Linked DNA regions of Homo sapiens: region 2 is linked to region 1. A link is a contact called in ENCODE Hi-C or POLR2A ChIA-PET data. All regions are on one chromosome and are shown on one strand. Each heading gives the region's core, a stretch centred on a gene start or an enhancer-like site at or near the end of the contact. The rest is flanking DNA. Distances are from core to core; before and after follow the strand shown.

Region 1 (6,007 bases), core at 433-2,932:
ATAAGAGTATTTCATGAAAAAGTGTTCTCTTATCAAACTTATTGGTGAATAATTTACACACATTTTTCATGTTTAAAGTGTACAACTTAGCGATGACAGTTGTATACACCTGTGAACTTGTCACTACCATCAAAACAGAGAAAATTTCCATCGTCCCCCTCCAAAAATATTTTTTCTGCTCATTTGCAGTTTATCCTTCCCTCCACTCCTGGCTCCAGGCAATTACTAATCTGGGTTTTGTCATTATAGGTTAGTTTGTACTTCATATAAGTGGGATTATACAATATGTTTTGTCTCTAGCTTCTTCAACTCAGCATACCGATTTTGAGAGTTATCCATATTGAGTCCTGTGTGAGAGTATTTCTTCTTTTTTATTGTTGAGTAGTATTGCATTGTATAAATATACCACAATTTGTTTTTTCATTTACATGTTGTTGGACAGTTGGGTTCCTTCTGGTTTGGGGCTTTTGTGAAAAACAGCTGCTATGAGCATTCCTGTTCAAGTTTTTGTGTAAGCATATGTTTTAATTTCTCTTGGATAACATCTAGGAATGAAATGGCTGGGTCATATGTTAGATGTATGTTTACCTTTTAAGGAAATATTTTGCTTTATTTTGTGAGAACTTACTTAACTCCCCTTGCATATCTAGATAAATAAGTATCAGATAAGGATACTAAATTTACCAGATTCTCTAGGTGGCAGGTGGGAAAAATCAGATAAGAATACTAAATTCACCTGATTCTCTAGGTGGCAGGTGGGAAAAATTCCTTATCTTCCCTCTCCATGGCCCACCTACTTTCATAGTTCATTGCTCGTCCAATTTGTTTGAGTTCTTAAAATAATTTCAACTTCCCCCCTTTATTTTTTCTATTGTTACCATCTCAGGGTTGGTTGGGTGCCTATTCTGTATTGGATATTGTGTTAGGCGCAGAAGGGGCACGTGGGACTTTGAGTTAAAGGGGCAGCAAAACCTTGTTCTGTTCTCTGGACTGAGTTGGACAGACCACAACTACGGATTATGCTTCAGGCAAAGTATGTGAGAACTCTTGAGGCAGCATTCCATTTACCTGACTCACATGCGAGAGAAAATATCCCACTTTTGTTTGAGTGTGGGCTTTAGTTATATATTTATTTTAATCAGGTGTGGCTGTTAAAGGAAAAGGAAGCAATCCGTGAAACAAACGGAAAAAAAAAGAGTAGGGGAGAGAAACAAGTCTTCCTTTAATAACGTATACCTTTCCTTTTGACCAGCAGGTCCCAAAGTGTGGTACCCAGACTAGTAGCACCAGTTTTCGCTGAGAACATGTTAGAAATGGGAACTGTCGCGCTACGCTCCAGACCTAACTGAATCGGAAACTCAGTTTCCGGGTTTGGGATCTGTGATTTAAAAAGCTCTCCAGGTGATTCTGATCCACGCTCAAGTTTGAGAACTGCTGTGCTAAACTCATTCCCAGGGTGTAGGTGGTCATCTTTAGACTTGGGTAACTGTGGGCGGTAGAGATAACGTTGCCGCAGCGCCCGTCCACCTCTCCCCATCCACGCTCCCAGCGCCTGCAACTCCTCTTTCACCCTTAGCCTAAACCCAGGTTCTGGGCTTCCCTTTCCCTCCCCTGGGAGCCGCAGGCAAAACGCGGCAAGTGGATTCAGAGTTTGCGGGCCCGGGTGCCGGCCGAGCATGCGCAGTGGCGCGAGCGCAGCGGCTACGCGGGCGCGGAGAGGTAGCCGCAGAGTGGACCTGCAGGTACTTGGATCTCCAGTGGGAGCTGCCCTCTCGAAGGCAGGACAGCGGTGGCGGCAGGTACGCGGGGGTGGGGATAGGGCCCAAAAGGAAGGCTGGACAGACAGATGGAAAGCGAAGCGTTACTCCTTTGGGGGCGCGCGGCGGCTCGGGGGCAGTATCTCCGGGTCCCCTCGCTCGCGTCTCGTCTCCTGGCTGTGCAGTGTGGCGCCCGCCGTCCTCTGGGCACGCTTCTGCCCAGTCCCGGCAGGCAGTGCCCGCAGGTGTTAAATCGCGTATTTACACTGCTTAAACAATAAGCCTGTTAACTGAATTGTGATTCTATGCAATGAAATAAGGTATTTCATTAAGTTTTCTTCTTTCAACTTTGGGTGGCTGCCGGTGAGGCTTTCTGAACCAGCCTGTTTTGTTTTAATTCTGGGACTGGTTTATTTGCCTTTGGCCTTTTGGTGCATAGGATCAATAGGGCTGTAGTGAAATCCCATCCGTGCTGTTTTTGGTACCTTTCCTGGAGCATAGGGACCTCTGGATGCGGCATAAAAATGTCAGTTTTCAGCGAATTTCACTGCCAAAAAACTTTCCGTGTTTCAGCTGCATTTTCAAGTGGAGACTTAAAAAAATTTAAGATTTCTCCCTAACTTTTCAATTATTACTGTATTTCGGTCTTCATTTGGTACTATTAAAAGGAAGCGGTCGTTTAGATGAGTAACAGAATTCTCACTTTTCCTCCTTTACTTACTTACTATGTCACATTTTATGGCTTATACCGTGATATCTTTCCCTCCAGCCACGGTGTTGGATACACTTGTATGAGGCTTCAGCTGTGCTGCATAAATTTCTTGAAGAACCTGTGAGCCAGAAGCAAAATTTCAGGACAGGGGGCACACACTGAACTTGAAGCAAGTACTTTTACACCCCCCACCACCTTTGTAATCAGCTTTCCTTTAAGTTGAATTATGTAATGAAATTCTATAGTAAAGTGTTAATGTGTAATGTGGAGGCATATATATATATAGAGAGAGAGGTAGTAAGTTTAGGAAGAGGAAATTTTAAGTTCAGGAAGAGAAACCTATATGGAAAGGGAATACAGGTATCCTGCCCCCCTTCATTCCTCCCATGATAAATGTTTTAATGGCAGAAATAATATACAGCTGGTCTAGTTTTGGCTGTAGAGACCTTTGAGGTCAGCCAGTTCAGCTGCTTCAGTTTACAAATGAGAAAACTGAGACCAGCGAGGTTAGATGACTTGCTGTGGCCACCCAAGCCCCTCATTGGCAAAGCTAGGCCTGGGATCCAGGTTTTCTCATTTTCTGGGGTCTTTTTACCACTCCCTGCAGATACTCTTCTTTACCTCCATTATTAAACTTCCTTTTTCTCTTCTACTTATACCATGAAGTCTGGCTTAAGCAGAAAATTAGTTGTTTCTCTTACTAAGCTTCCTAGTACCTCATAAATTCCTTTCAAAAAGTGCCCTTTCACTGAAGCCCCACCTAACAATTTGCTGGTCCTGAAAACGCCCTCCTTCCTTCCCTCAGTCACCTGGGCCCTTTGCCCAAAATGCCTGTTTGCCTCCCTCTTTCCGTATTGAAGTCCTGCTCATGCTGCAAGGTGTAGCTCAGGTGTGACCTCTTTTTGGAAGCCTTCCTTGATTGCCTTAGCATGAAGTAGCTCTCCCTCTTCTGAACCCTATAGCACTTACTACTGTTGTTTGTGCTGTTAGTATCCCCATTGTATATAGTATCCTGAGTATTTTAGCACCTCCCAACTTCCCGACCAGGAAGTTGGCAGGTTGTGTAAGCTCTTGGAGGTTAAAGCCTATGACTTAAACATCCCACCCAGCACTAAGCACAAAGTATATTCTTAGCCCCTGTTTGTGGGAGGGAGTGGGGGAAGGAAGTGCAGTATGTATAGTTTTGTAAAGAGATTTCATGTGTGTTCTATAATATGGGGAAGGCCATGTTAGAGCTGTATCAAGACAGCAGCCAAGTCCATTTCTGATTCCTCATATTTTGATAACAGATCACAGATTAGTTAGGGGGATTACAGGAGACAGGCGTAAAAACACGGGTCAGTTGGTCCAGGCCCTGGATTAAGCCTGTGACTCAAAGTGGAGAAAAGAGGGCACAGAATTAAGAAATGTAAAGGAAGAAGCATGTGGTGAAAGACTAAATGCAGAGAAGGAAAGACATGTTGAAAATGAATTTCAGGGTTGGGGTGTTAGTAATGGGTTTATAATGTTCTTTTTATCTTAAAAGTACCTCCAATTGGCTGGGTGTGGTGGCTCACGCCTGTAATCCCAGCACTTTGGGAGGCCGAGGTGGGTGGATCACAAGGTCAGGAGATTGAGACCATCCTGGCTAACACGGTGAAACCCCATCTCTACTAAAAATACAAAAAATTAGCTGGGGGGGCATGGTGGTGGGCGCCTGTAGTCCCAGCTACTTGGGAGGCTGAGGCAGGAGAATCGCATGAACCCGGGAGGCGGAGCTTGCAGTGAGCCAAGATTGTGCCACTGCACTCCAGCATGGGCGACAGTGCAAGACTGCATCTGAAAAAAAAAAAAAGTACCTCGAATTGTGACATTGTCTCTGTTTCTTAGTTAGTGATGTAATTGTCTTATTTCCCGTTCTAGATGATAAGCTCTCTGAAGGATGACCTTTAACCCTTCACAATACCTGGCACATTGCTTTGCAGTATCAGACACTCAATAGTTATTACATGAATGAATGAATAAATAAATAAATAAATAAATAAATAAATAAATAAAAAGTGCATTTTGCCATGGGGAGGGTGGGCATTTAGGATCTTAGAGCTATATGGTAGCGCTTTATCCAGACTATCCCCTAATTGTATAGAGGAGGGACTCAGATATTCTTTTTTTTTTTTTTTTTTTTTTTTGAGATGGAGTCTCGCTCTGTCGCCCAGGCTGGAGTGCAGTGGCGCAATCTCGGCTCACTGCAAGCTCCGCTTCCCAGGTTCACGCCATTCTCCTGCCTCAGCCTCCCGAGTAGCTGGGACTACAGGCGCCCGCCACCGCGCCCGGCTAATTTTTTGTATTTTTAGTAGAGACGGGGTTTCACCTTGTTAGCCAGGATGGTCTCGATCTCCTGACCTCATGATCCACCCGCCTCGGCCTCCCAAAGTGCTGGGATTACAGGCGTGAGCCACCGCGCCCGGCCAGATATTCTTAACTAAGCTAGTTAGTGGGATAGCCAGAAGCTCTGTTCAAATTTCCTCATTACTAGACCCAAGCTCTTTTCATTAACTATTACTTTTTGAGGTTGTTGGCCCCACGATTATTTTTATTTATTTATTTATTTTTTGAGACAGGGTCCCACTCTGTCACCCAGGCTGGAGTGCAGTGGCACGATCACTGCTCACTGCAGCCTTGACCTCCCCGGGCTCAAGTGATCCTTCCCACCTCAGCCTCCCAAGTAGCTGTGGCCACAGGCACGTGCCACCATGCGTGGCTAATTTTGTATTTTTTTGTGTTTAGAGATGGGGTCTCACTATTTTTCCCAGGCTGGTCTTGAATTCTTTGGCCTGCCTCAGCCTCCCAATGTGTTAGGATTACAGGCCTGAGCCACCATGCTCAGCCTCCCAAGATTAATTTGAGTTGGTAGCAAGACACTCCAGTTCAAGATGTTCTGTGGACTGAAAGCCCTCAGAAACCAATCTAAGGGGGAAATTTGGTGGTCGATGAGAGAATGTGTGTGTCATCGGAAGAGGTGAAACACAAGGCTGCTGGCCAGTTCAAGGTTGAGTGTACACAGTGAGGAGGGAGTGAGGCTGGGGTCCTAGGAATCTTCACACTGGGGAGTTGAAGTCTGGAAAGGTCATGGTAGCTTAGCTTGTCAGAGGCAGACACAAATGGGTTGGCCCAAAGTCCTTGGGACTGAGAGTCTATTTCCTAGATATATTGTACACTACCAGGAGGTGGTGAGCAATGGCTTTGGAGAGGGTAGGCCAGGTGCAGTGAGGGTAGGCCAGGAGGGTGGCACCAAAGGGTGGTGTTTATGACCCAAGAACATGGGGGTGAGGTAAGGCTGAGAGAGAGACAATTGTGATCAGATTCTACCTGGAAAAACAAGACAGAAAGCAGTGCTGCTGAATCCAAACTTCCAGTTCAAGAGGTGGTTTGGAATATTTGTTTACTTGGAACAGATGTTGCATTTTGCAAATCATAGCCATTTTGCAAATCAAAACACAGCCTTTCCATTGAGCTGCACACAGCGATGAGGGAGCTGTTGGATGCCACATCCTTGCCA
Region 2 (5,556 bases), core at 283-2,782, 8.5 Mb after region 1:
GGCGCGGTGGCTCACGCCTGTAATCCCAGCACTTTGGGAGGCCGAGGTGGGCGGATTGCGAGGTCAGGAGATCGAGACCATCCTAGCTAACACTGTGAAACCCCGTCTCTACTAAAAAAAAGAAATACAAAAAAAATTAGCCGGGCGTGGTGGCGGGCGCCTGTAGCCCCAGCTACGCGGGAGGCTGAGGCAGGAGAATGGCGTGAACCCAGGAGGCGGAGCTTGCAGTGAGCCGAGATCTCGCCACTGCACTCCAGCCTGGGCGACAGAGCGAGGCTCTGTCTCAAAAAACAACCAACCAACCAAACAAAGAAAACAACAACAACAAAAAACTGTCCTTTCTTTCAAACAAGGGAGCTACATTTGATAGATGCCTGTATCACAAGGGCAAGTCCAGCCATGAAATTAATCCCAGGATATTAGTGGAAGAGAAGACCCTGGGGCAAGATGGGGAAGGTGGTCAGGAAATGCCCTCCAGTGAAGTTAGGTAAATGCTCTCTAGAAGTAATTGTTCAGATTAAGGAAGCCAAAAGCTAAACACCTGACTCAGCCTCAAACTGGGTTTGGAGGTGCTCACAGGTCAGGATCAGGAGTGAGGAACTAGCCTCTACCACATTACCTTCACTTTATTTATCTCCTTCTTCCCCCTTTGCTTAAATGTCAACGAACATCAAAGTTGATGTTCAGATTCAACCAGCATTTCCAGAGCACCTACTATGTATCAAAGGCTTCCGGTTAGAATCTGCCTTTACCACCTTACAGAGAGGGAAGGCCGAGAATGCCTCAAGCCGTGGAGAACGTGAGTCCATCAGGCAAGGACAGGTTAGGAACCCAGTCCCTCCAAGTCCAAGTCAGGGAAAACAGGTCAGAAACTTAGAATCAGTCGTGGGTTCAAATTCCGACTCGTTTCGTGGCTTTCGGCAAGTGAGTGGTCCTCTCTGAGCTGGCTCAATTTCTCCATCCATAAAAAGGGTACAGTAAGACCGTGGAAGGTTGTAAGGACCAGAGATTCTGACTATCAAGATCCTGGCACGTAGCGAAGGCTCCATAAATGGCAGCCATCATTCTTGGCCAAGTGCGGGCGCATTCTCCCGGGCACGCCTCCCGCGGGGTCCCTCAGGACAGGCCGAGCCCGCCTCCGCGGCTCCGGTCTCGCAGAGCTCGCGCCAGGTGGCCCAGCATCTTGGTGCCCGCGCCCCGAAGCGAGGAGCGAGGGCGGGTTGGATGACCAAGGTCTGCCCTGGAGGATCACCCCCCCCGCCCCTTCCACGCTCCCGGCGCAGGTGAGGTTTTCGGCCCAGGCCACGGGGACCGCGACCTCTGGGGAGGTCGAGGCGGAGGGTGCAGCGGGGGGCTTGGAGCAGGGCTCCAGAGGGCGCTCCCTCCCTCGCCCAGGTTCACCCCAGGGCCAGCCTCGGCGCCGGGGCCCGCGGGCTGCGCGCTCTGCGGCTGCGAAAACCCGGAGAGGCGGATTGGAGCGCGCTCACCGCGCTCTCAGCCAACTCCTCCGCGGTCCGGCCGCCGAGCTGGGCATGCTCAGTGCGGACGCCGCGCCGCCGTCCGCCAACTCGGAAGCTCGCGCTCCCGGGCCGTGGGGGCGAGAACGCCGGCGGCGAGCCGGCGTCGCTCGCCGCCCCCAGACAGTGGCAAACTTCGCGGCGTTCCCGGAGCTCGTCCGGGCGAGGCAGATACCGCACAAATAAAATCAAATCCAAGTCCCCCATCCCAACCCGAATGATGGAGGCTGCGGCGGCCGGAGTGACCCCGCCGCCGCCAGCCCCAGCCCGCTAGCCGCGGACCAACAGGTAAAGTGTTGGGGGTTGGGGGCGGAAGGGAAGAGGAGCTGGGGCCGTGGGGAGGCGGCGGGCTGGAGGAGCCCGAGACGCCTGCGGGCTGGCTGCCCCCGTCGGCGCTCACAGCCATCGCTCCTCACCCCCTTCCCCAGCCCCTGGAGGGACTGTAAAGGGTTAAGTCGGCCCCACGCCACCGTGAGCACGGCCCCCTCCAGCCGCCGCGACCGCCAGCAGCGCGCCTCGGCGCCTGCCCGGAGCCGCCGAGGGGACCGTAGCTGCGGATGCGCCACTGGAACCTGGCGGGCGTCTAGGAGGCACCGGCCGCTTCCCACCGGCCGCATCCCTGCGTCTCGCGCCCCCTCCAGACCTGCCTCTGCCTGCACTGGCCCGGTCCGTGTCCAGGTGGCGGGGTCTGCGGGGCGCGTGGCGGCGGGGGAAGGGTCCCTGCCGGGGAAGAGAGGCGGGGGCGGTCCGCTCCACAGCTTCTTCCCGGGAGGGGAGGGCCACCCTCGCCTTGGGCGAGCACTTCAGCCACCAGCCTAGGCGCCAAGAAAAGTTTTTTTTTTTTTTTTTCCAGTGCCCCACCCCCACCCCCATCCTGCGCCCAGCTGGGGTGGGTTTGGGTCCATTGGTGAAAAAAGTCACACGTTCCCATCAGCTGCTCCTCCCCCTGGAGACAAGGTAGGGGGGAGCAGAGGAGGCAGGCGCCGCGGAGGACCCTGGCCGACCTCTAGTCCCTCCGCCGCCGCCACCGGAGCGGTGCGTCCCGGGGCTCGAGCGCAGCCGAGTACCCGCCGAAGGCTGTCCCCATCAGTGCGTGTCTGCTGCCGGGCAGCGGCAGCATCCAACCTGCTTTATTCCTCCTGCCTGCAGCGCCACAGCGAGCGAGCGAGCGAGGAGGGGGAGAGAGGGAGTCTGTCTGCAAAGTGCTGCTCCCTGGTGCTCAGAGGCGGCTGCTCCAGCTCCAACTCTCATTCATTTCGCCGGTTAACATGAGAGATCATGGCCGCCTTCGGGCTTCTCAGCTATGAGCAGAGACCGCTGAAGCGCCCCCGGCTCGGGCCGCCCGACGTCTACCCACAGGACCCCAAGCAGAAGGAGGTAAGGGCGCCGGCGGCCTCCCCGGCAACCGGGGCCGCGCTCTGCAGCACTGACCCGGGGCCAAGTTGGCCCAGCGGGCATCGCCGGCGCTGCGGTGGAAGAGGTCGGGGAGGGGGATTAGAGGCGGGGGCCAGGCTGGGGGTGCTGGGCGACCCCCCGGCGGCGGAGACCGAGCGGCTGTCAGTCCCCGCGCTCCACTGGGGCGCTCGCTTTCCATGTGCCGGTCGCTTTCCCGTTGCCGGGCCTTGCACGGCGCCGCCGGGCGCTTCTCGGGCTTCTTCCCTGCCGAAACCTTGCTCGCTCTCACCCGTTTCTGCCTGCTTTATTTTTCTTCTTGCCGCTTCGGTAAATCGTCGTAAACTTTTTGAAAAATGTTGGAATGCAGTGCATCCTACACTGAGGTCTTGCGTTTTGCTTTTGCTGGCCAGGGACGAAGGTGAGGGGGAAGCTTTTCAAATTTTCCAGTTTGGAATGGAAGTCGTTTTTATCGAAGTGATAAATATTTAGCTCTCTGAATATACCTCTGTAACCCTTCTGCCCTTTAAAAATTAAAATTAAGGAGAAACACTGATTTTCGTCTCTAGAGGCAATGGGCTTAATTGCTAGAGGCTGTTTTGTATACGTAAAAGCAGGCGAGTTACCTTGGGAGGGAATAGTTCCCAGGATTGCTTATTTCTTTGAATGAGATTAATTGGAGACACCTTGACTCTTGCACCAGCTACATTAGCTTCAATGGCTAGGGTAACCATGGCATTTTGTAGCTGTGTATCTGTTTGTCAGGAGTTAACAAGTAATTATGTAACAAGTCTCTAGTTATAATGATCACCTTTGGCTACACCATTTGCCCAGGGACTTGCCTTTTTTTTGTTTTTTTTTTGATCACCTGCTACCCAGCAGTGCTTTCTGAGTTTGCCAGCTGCAGTCCACCCATCTTCTGTTCAGCTAAACACGAACTGACCATATTTCAAAACTTACCTTTCTGAGAATCTAAAAACCCTCCATTAAAAGTTTGTGGGCCCACTGATAGCACAGAAAGGGCCTTGTAAACCAGGCAAGGAGGGGTCCTTAAGACTTTCCTTTTGATAAGTGTATCTTTCATTAGGAGAGTAAGTGCTTGTTCTGGCTAAACTGTCTTGCTTATAAAGTGTCTGAGAAGTAAGGAACAGCAACTCCTTTTAGAGGTTTAGCACACTAAATATGCTCTAGCATCAGTGGAGTCACGCAGATGAAAGCTGGGAAGGTTTTACAGGTGGTTTCCAGCACCAGCTTTACAGGATGGTAGAGGTTTGAGAAGATTTCCCAGATTTTTTTTCCTACCCGTTACCCCACCCTGCTACCCCAACTTAGAATGAAGTTAATGGTTAAGGACTGGAAATAATAGAGAAGCTGAGGATCAAGTGTACAGTTAATAGCTTAAAAATTATTGGGAGGAAATTCTTAAAGTTTTGATAGGGACAGGGATATTTTGTTGGTTGAACTTTATCATCTTGTAATTAATGTCTTACTCTGTCTTTCCAGAGGGCAGCATAATTGATGGCATGATGGCTTGGGGTGCTGTGTGGGCTTATTTAGCATTTGTTCTTCAGGCCAATGCTCATTTCACGACTGGGGCCTCTGATTCTGGAAAGAGTAATTTTGGATTTCAGGGTCTCACAACATTTTATGGAGTTCTAAAACTGGAAGCGACCTTAGGGACTACTTTCTATAACTTCCTTTTGACTAAGTGAAACAGGCCTGGGAAAGCTTGACTCGTTTAACCAAGGTGTATAGGTGAATAAGCAGAGGAGTTGTACCACCAAACCAGTATTTATGTCAAAACTAATACTGCTTTGAGGATGATTTATGCTAAATTATCTTCTGATGTTATCCCCTTTCCCCCAAGGCAGCCAATGTTTTAACTCTCCCAAGCAGACAGAGTTATGTGTGGCTGTAGCCAAATTTGGGTACAATATGGAACAGGTGCTTGGCTGTTCTTGGGTGGTTGGTGAGTAGAGTTTCCTAAGCTTTAGTTATTTATGTCCTACCTCCCTCAAGATTTCTACCCTACCCCTGTACCACCTGTACTTTTATTCTGAAGTTTTCTTTAAACTAATTTTTTAAGAAACTTTGTGTTTCCTGGGCAGTACTACACGTGGAGTCATGGATTTATTGAAATATATGTATATATAAAATTTATATCAAATCATGTTTACATACTATTTTTAATCTATTTGATATTACATGCACACACGTATATGATTATACATAATAAAATGAGACCATTACTATTAACACTTTAAAAGTTCATCTGTGTATCGAAAACAACAGTTGTGTTCCATTAGAGATAGCTGTGGTGGAAAATGCTGATTTAATGGAGGAAGTGTGGGCTTCCAAGTTGGGCCAACCTGGATTTAGCTTTTTTTTTTTTTTTGCAATTGTGTGGCCTTGGGCAAGTTGCATAGCCTCTCATTTGTAAATTAGTTTGTGCACTTCAGAAAAAATTTCAAACCAACATTTGTGTGAGAAAAGCCCTCCTCCTGGTAGAAGTTATTCTTGTCACCATAAATGTAATTTTTATTGTTGTTGTTAACCAGTGGTAATATATTTCAGAAAAGGGCTCCCAGAAGGTAGGGTGGAACCCATGAACGAAGACCCATGTGGAGAAGTATGGGGGTGGGGCGGG

The links. Hi-C counts contacts between places; a loop is a spot of excess contacts on that map. ChIA-PET counts read pairs that join two places held with the same protein, here RNA polymerase II (POLR2A). Pooled maps may share reads with other maps.
Region 2: a map of OCI-LY7 shows a loop between it and region 1 (10-fold over the local background). The contact joins the promoter of MED12L here to the promoter of PLS1 in region 1. A Hi-C loop is called at or near these places in 2 of 168 maps with a recorded cell type or tissue (OCI-LY7 and ascending aorta) and 8 of 50 pooled maps. POLR2A ChIA-PET finds 5 or more read pairs at or near these places in 1 of 52 experiments (OCI-LY7).

Annotation. Positions count from the first base shown.
Region 1 is chr3:142,594,711-142,600,717 of GRCh38, forward strand. PLS1 (plastin 1) reads left to right here and starts at 1,683. Exons shown (of 16, transcript NM_001145319.2): 1 at 1,683-1,799. PLS1-AS1 (PLS1 antisense RNA 1) reads right to left here. Exons shown (of 4, transcript XR_001740938.2): 3 at 5,818-6,007; 4 at 1,199-2,587. RefSeq lists an enhancer at 1,739-1,978.
Region 2 is chr3:151,084,132-151,089,687 of GRCh38, forward strand. It overlaps MED12L (mediator complex subunit 12L), which reads left to right and starts at 1,533. Exons shown (of 45, transcript NM_001393769.1): 1 at 1,533-1,805; 2 at 2,667-2,894. The coding sequence starts at 2,796. RefSeq lists silencers at 1,185-1,554, 1,991-2,285.